2 separate regions of the Mus musculus genome follow, and region 2 is linked to region 1. The links are chromatin loops, found by intact Hi-C in ENCODE. Cell type or tissue: gastrocnemius. All regions are shown on one strand. Links, peaks and the distances in the headings refer to the core of each region. The heading gives the core; the rest is flanking DNA. Region 1 has its middle 8.4 kb from the start of Pten. Region 2 has its middle 20 kb from the start of Gm36774.

Region 1 (2,915 bases), core at 287-2,786:
ATGAATAGATTTAGAAATTTTAATCTGTCAAATTAAATTATAGGAAAAGATGCTCAGTTAATAGCTAAGTTGACCAGTTAATACTCAATATTGTAAAATGCACAGGACTTGAAATGCAGACAATCTTGTATCTTACAATCAACAAGACCTCAAGAATACATTAATTTTTGTTTGTTTGTTTGTTTTTGTTTTTGTTTTGGAGACAGGGTCTCTCTGTATAGCCCTGGCTGTCCTGTAATGTTTTTTTTTTTAAGATTTATTTATTTATTAATATGTAAGTACACTGTAGCTGTCTTCAGACACACCAGAAGAGCACATCAGATCTCATTACAAATGGTTGTGAGCCACTATGTGGTTGCTGGGAATTGAACTCAGGACTTCTGGAAGAGCACTCTTAACAACTGAGCCATCTCTCCAGCCCTCCATTAATGTTAATACAAAAAAAAGTTGTTAATTCTGTTAATACAATTAGGTGGCGAAGACCCTCAACAGAGAACTGTCTTTTTACTGTATTTAGAAAAGGCAGAATTTCCAAGTTGAATTTGACAACATTAGGCCTTTCTATAGTGTTCTTTCTGAGATTGTTAGCAGTCACAAAAAACCTCAGTTACTATGGGACTTCTGTAAAGGTACAAACTTACTTTATGGATTCTGACACATTGTTTTAATAAAAGACAGGACAGCCGGGCGTGGTGGCGCACGCCTTTAATCCCAGCACTCGGGAGCAGAGGCAGGCAGATTTCTGAGTTCGAGGCCAGCCTGGTCTACAAAGTGAGTTCCAGGACAGCCAGGACTACACAGAGAAACCCTGTCTCAAAAAACAAATGAACAAACAAACAAACAAACAAACAAACAAACGACAAGACAAAAAGAACCACCCGAACTGGAAAAGGGCTACAGCTCTTTTCAGGTGTTATTTAGTGTAACCATGGAACACAATAGTGGTCTATGACTAGGTTCCAAGGTCAAGTTAAGTAAAATTAAAGATACCAGCATTTGGGAGGCAGAGGCAGGTGTATCTCTGAGTCTACATAGTAAGTTCCAGGGCAGCCAGGGCTACACAGAGAAATCCTGTCTCAAAAAACAAAAACAAAAACAAACACAAAAAACAAACAAACAAACAAACAATATTCTCTTGATGACAGGAAAATCAAAGGGCACCAAACAACAGCATATGATAAAGAGAAAAATGTAGGCATGAGTAGGTGAGAAAGAAAGGGGGTCGGGTGGGGGGCAGGACATCACATAGGAAAGTGGAGGTATAGAAGAAAAAGTAGACCAATGAAAGGTCTAACAGCAATTTCTTCTAGCCTTCTCTTGCAAATTTTCTTCATGTGTGTACTCATTTTTGTTGCTTGTTTTTGAGACAAAGCCTCATTATGCAGGCCTGGCTCTGTTCTAGAACTCACTCAGGTAGACCTAGCTGGCCTGGGACTCAAAGATGCACTTGCCTCTGCCCCACTGAGAGGGAGATTAAAGGTGCCACTATGTACTGATGTTTGTACACAATAGAAGAGAAGAATTGTAAAGAATCAAAATGGAAAAAAAAAAATACAAAAAACCCAAAAGATCTGTTTCTGGGGAAGAGGAATGGCGAGCCACTGGAAACTTTTACCCACATGCATGTAATACTTAAATAAAAGCCTTAGTATTGTATTGTGAGATTTGGGTTTGGGGGGTGGGACTAAAAAGATAACAGACATAAATATTCATGAAAAAGGGGGGTAGGGGAAACAGGCCGCTACCATCCTACCCCAGCAAGGCAGGCCTGCTGTAAGCTGAGCTCAAACTGGGCTGCCTGAGACTGTTGAGTTCTTTGGAGCATCGCTGGCAGCAGCTTACTGACTCCTCAGCAGGTGGCAGCGTTCCCTTTGTTCTTTGGTGAAGTTTGGCGTTTTCTTCCTAAGACTTCCTTTGCAAGTCCCTTCCTTTTCTTCTCTTCAGCCCCCACTGAATGCATGAGCCGTCTTCATACATTGGAAAAAATACTTTTCCCAAGGATCGTAGGGACTGTGGGCAATTCACATTTGCAGGTTTGACTCCTTTTTCTTTTTTCTTTTTCTTTTTCTTTTTTTTTTTTTTTTGGTTTTTCGAGACGGGGGTTTCTCTGTATATCTCTGGCTGTCCTGAAACTCACTCTGTAGACCAGGCTGGTCTCGAACTCTGAAATCCGCCTGCCTGCCTCTGCCTCCCGAGTGCTGGGGTTAAAGGCGTGCGCCACCACTGCCCTGCTCTAGCATGTTTGATTCTTTTTTTTTTTTTTGTTTTGTTTTTTTTTGTTTTTTTTGTTTTTTTTTTGTTTTTTGAGACAGGGTTTCTCTGTATAGCCCTGGCTGTCCTGGAACTCACTTTGTAGACCAGGCTGGCCTCGAACTCAGAAATCCGCCTGCCTCTGCCTCCCGAGTGCTGGGATTAAAGGCGTGCGCCACCACTGCCCGGCGCATGTTTGATTCTTAAGGGCCTCATCCTTAAAAGTAACTTCAGGCTTAACTTGTTAGATAACACACGTCACATCTCACCCCATGTTCTGTGTCCTCTAGGACTGGAATGCCATGAAAAGCCATCGCTAATTAAATTTCCCCATGTTAACCTGCTCAGGTTTATTTAAAAGCTGGGGTTTTGCGCCCCCCCCCCCCCCTTTTAATTAAATTGGTATTTGGAGCTGGCTGGTGGTGGCGCACTCCTTTAATCCCAGCACTCTGGAGGCAGAGGCAGGTGGATTTCTGAGTTCGAGGCCAGCCTGGTCTACAGAGTGAGTTCCAGGACAGCCAGGGCTATACAGAGAAACCCTGTCTCGAAAAACAAAAACAAAAACAAAAACAAAAACAAAACAACAACCAAAAAAACCCCAACCAAACAAAAATTGGTATTTGGAAACGTCCCACACTCACTCGTAAGGATCTGTCATTGACTCT
Region 2 (2,915 bases), core at 156-2,655, 160 kb after region 1:
GTGCCTAAGGCACATATCTGCATCACTACTTGCAAGCATTCCCTCTGCCCCACAGCCTCACCTGCTAAGATTCACAAGGATCTATCTAGTTATCTGCTCGCCCTGGGAATTTCCTGTCTCTCCTCTAGTTTAAATAAATCCCCAGGTCTTAAAGAACCCCACCCCCACCCCCAGTGTAATCACTTTGATTCCTCAAATTCACACCTTTTTTGGTCCTTTCATTAGGGAGTCATAGTCACTAGGGCCTTGGCTGCGATAACCTTTACCTCATTTCTAGATTATAGGCTCCACTCATCCCTTAAGCTCTTCACTGCCCCCTACCCAACATCCCACCATTTCCATTACTTTATGTAGAATATATTCAGTCTGCTCTCCAGTGCTGGGGACATTATTGTCCCCTGATACCTGATTCCAGCAGGCACCTTTTGAGGTTTTCAAGATTTTATGTCCTAGGACAAACAAACAAACAAACAAACAAACAAACAACCCAGACAAAGTCATATGAATAGTAGCAGAATCAGGAACAGTATATTAAGAGTGTACTTCCAAGAGAGAAAGTAAGCCAGAGCTGGGAGACAGGTTAGATGCTCAACGCTCAAAGGCACACCAGCCCAGCAGATTGGTATTCATTTGCATAGCACACACCTTTCCTGTGCTATGTGGTTTACCTGTTCTATGTCAGCTCTGGAGCCTGAGGCCCAAGTGTTCCTTTCTGTCAACTGGCTTCTCTCCTGTGCTAATTTGACCTCACTTTCTGCCCCACTCTATGGCCACACTCTGAACTCCCCACAGTCATCTGCTTGAGTTGCATTCTATACCCCAGCTGAATCAACAGAAGAAACTTTCTATTCTCTTGTCCCTTCCCGGTCTCTCTGAGCTGGAGCTCAAGCAATCAGTCCCTCTCTGGAATGTCACATATACACCCCTTCTTTTGTGTCCTTGAAATTCCTCTCCTCTCCCCAGCTTATCTCAAACAGCATCTCAAATCTCCATGAAGTCTCTTGTGACCTTTCCCCATAGGCGTGACTTATCCCTCCTTTGAGTCTCTTCTCTGGGGCTTTGTACCTCCTCTTTGGGGCTTATCCCATTTTACAGTTATTTGTATGCCTGCCTTTTCTTTCCTGTTAAATTATACTCTCCTCAGACCAGGCACCAGATCCTGTTCCTGCTGAGTTCCCCCATGGCCTCAGCAGGCATGTTGCCTTCCGAATGCTTGGCAAGCGCATGTGCAGTCAGAGTCTTGCAGCTTGTACCATAGTTGCTTTAGCTCATCGCCTGTGTGAATGGTTGAGCCAAGTCCAATGAGGGATCATTAGAACCAATATTATTTTCACGGGCTATATGCACGTTCATCCTGGTGTTTGTTATCTCAGTGACCTGCAAAGATTATTTTCATTGATGCTTCATAAACTTGGCTGTTGATTATGTTACTAACACAATGATTCCCTTAATATTATTTTGAGTGGACTATTTTTCACCTTGTCCTAAGCCATAAATCCCACAAAATAAATAGGTTTTATGTGATATACATGTTAAATAATTACCAAATAAGTACTGTTACAATATAATAGTACAAGGACTGCCCTTTGGGTAATTTCTGGCCTGGGGCCCTGATAGGCTCTAAACAAGGTCCCTGGACTGTTCTCTGTCCACTGAGCAGTATTGCTTTCCCCTCTCCCAGTGGGACATGGGAAATACCGGGTCTGTGATGATTTTACATATCAAGCTAGGAACCAGGTTTGTCTTGTTTACTATCATATGGCAGGTACTGAGTGCTCACATATTAAATTAATATCTGTAGAACATGTCTTTATGGTAGGTACCGAGTGGTAACAGATTGAATTAATATCCGTAGAATATATCTTTAGAACTATAATCATTCATGCACATATTCAAATTTTCATGTACATTTTAATTTTTTTCTAATATTGAGAATTACACACAGCAGAGTCTGATCTTATGTATCCCCCATGTATCTCTTCCTACTTCTCCTGTATTCTCTGAAATATGTCTTCCTCCAATCTTCAGGTCTTCTTTTTTGTTCACATGTGCATGGGTGTGAGGCTATTCTCTGAAGCATGGGAAGTCTATCAGTGGCCATACCCTCAAAGAGGACGGCTCTCTCTCAGCAGCAGCAGCCATCAACTGTCAATAGCTCCTCATTCAAGGGTAGGACCTGGGGAGCTCACCTGCCATCTGTGCAGGGATTTCAGCTGCCTGGATTTTATGTAGATCCCGTGTAGGTAAGCACAGTTGTGAAGAGCACAATGGTCCTGTTATGTCCAGAAGACAGAATTTCACAACGTTCTTTCAGATCCTCTGGCTCCTTTTACTTCCGTCTTCCTCCTCCTCTTCAGTGTTCCCTGAACCATGGAGGGCAGAAGGGGAGCAAGTTGATAAAGATGTCTCACTTAGGGATAGGTGTTGCGGGAAATATTAAAAAAAAAAAAAAAAAAAAATGAGCCCACCATCTCTGTGCTGGGCGGACCACGCTCTTGCGCTCTTGCCACTGCCATCAGCTCTCTCCAGCCAGCTCCGGAAGTTAGCCCCGGCTCTCTTGTCCCGGAGCTGCCAGTACTTCCTCAGCCATAAATGTAGTCAGAGATCCCACATTCCAGTAACTAAATGGGTTAGAAATCACAACACCCAGTAACCCAGTAAAATCAAGACTCTCAAAGCTTAATTAACCAATCAGATTTATGTATCAATAATATCACAATTTACAAGATGCCAATACAATAACTTCAGAGCCAATTGGTAATGATAAAAATTTTATCCCAATTATTCTAACCACATGAAATGATCACATCTGCCTCCATTCTCCTCTCCCTCTCCTCTGAGACGCTCTGCAACGCTTAGCTCCACCTTCCTTTTTTACTGTCCAATCACAGGCCTCCTCTGCGCTAATGTAATTG

What was found. A loop is a pair of places that touch in the nucleus more often than their neighbours do. Peaks named below come from ENCODE experiments on the same cell type or tissue, not always from the same donor. Only the 100,000 strongest peaks of a DNase experiment are listed, where the experiment ranks them.
Region 2: a loop joins it to region 1, with 2.0 times the contacts of the local background. A loop is called at or near these places in 9 of 42 quality-filtered maps.

The regions. Positions count from the first base shown.
Region 1 is chr19:32,747,768-32,750,682 of GRCm38, forward strand. No RefSeq gene overlaps it. Among named protein-coding and RNA genes, the nearest start is that of Pten, 8.4 kb to the right of the region's middle. In gastrocnemius, for the core only: a CTCF peak has its summit at 1,845 (motif pointing right); a DNase peak (open chromatin) is centred at 1,837.
Region 2 is chr19:32,909,218-32,912,132 of GRCm38, forward strand. No RefSeq gene overlaps it. Among named protein-coding and RNA genes, the nearest start is that of Gm36774, 20 kb to the right of the region's middle. In gastrocnemius, for the core only: no CTCF peak of the experiment used is centred there; DNase peaks (open chromatin) are centred at 1,202 and 2,232.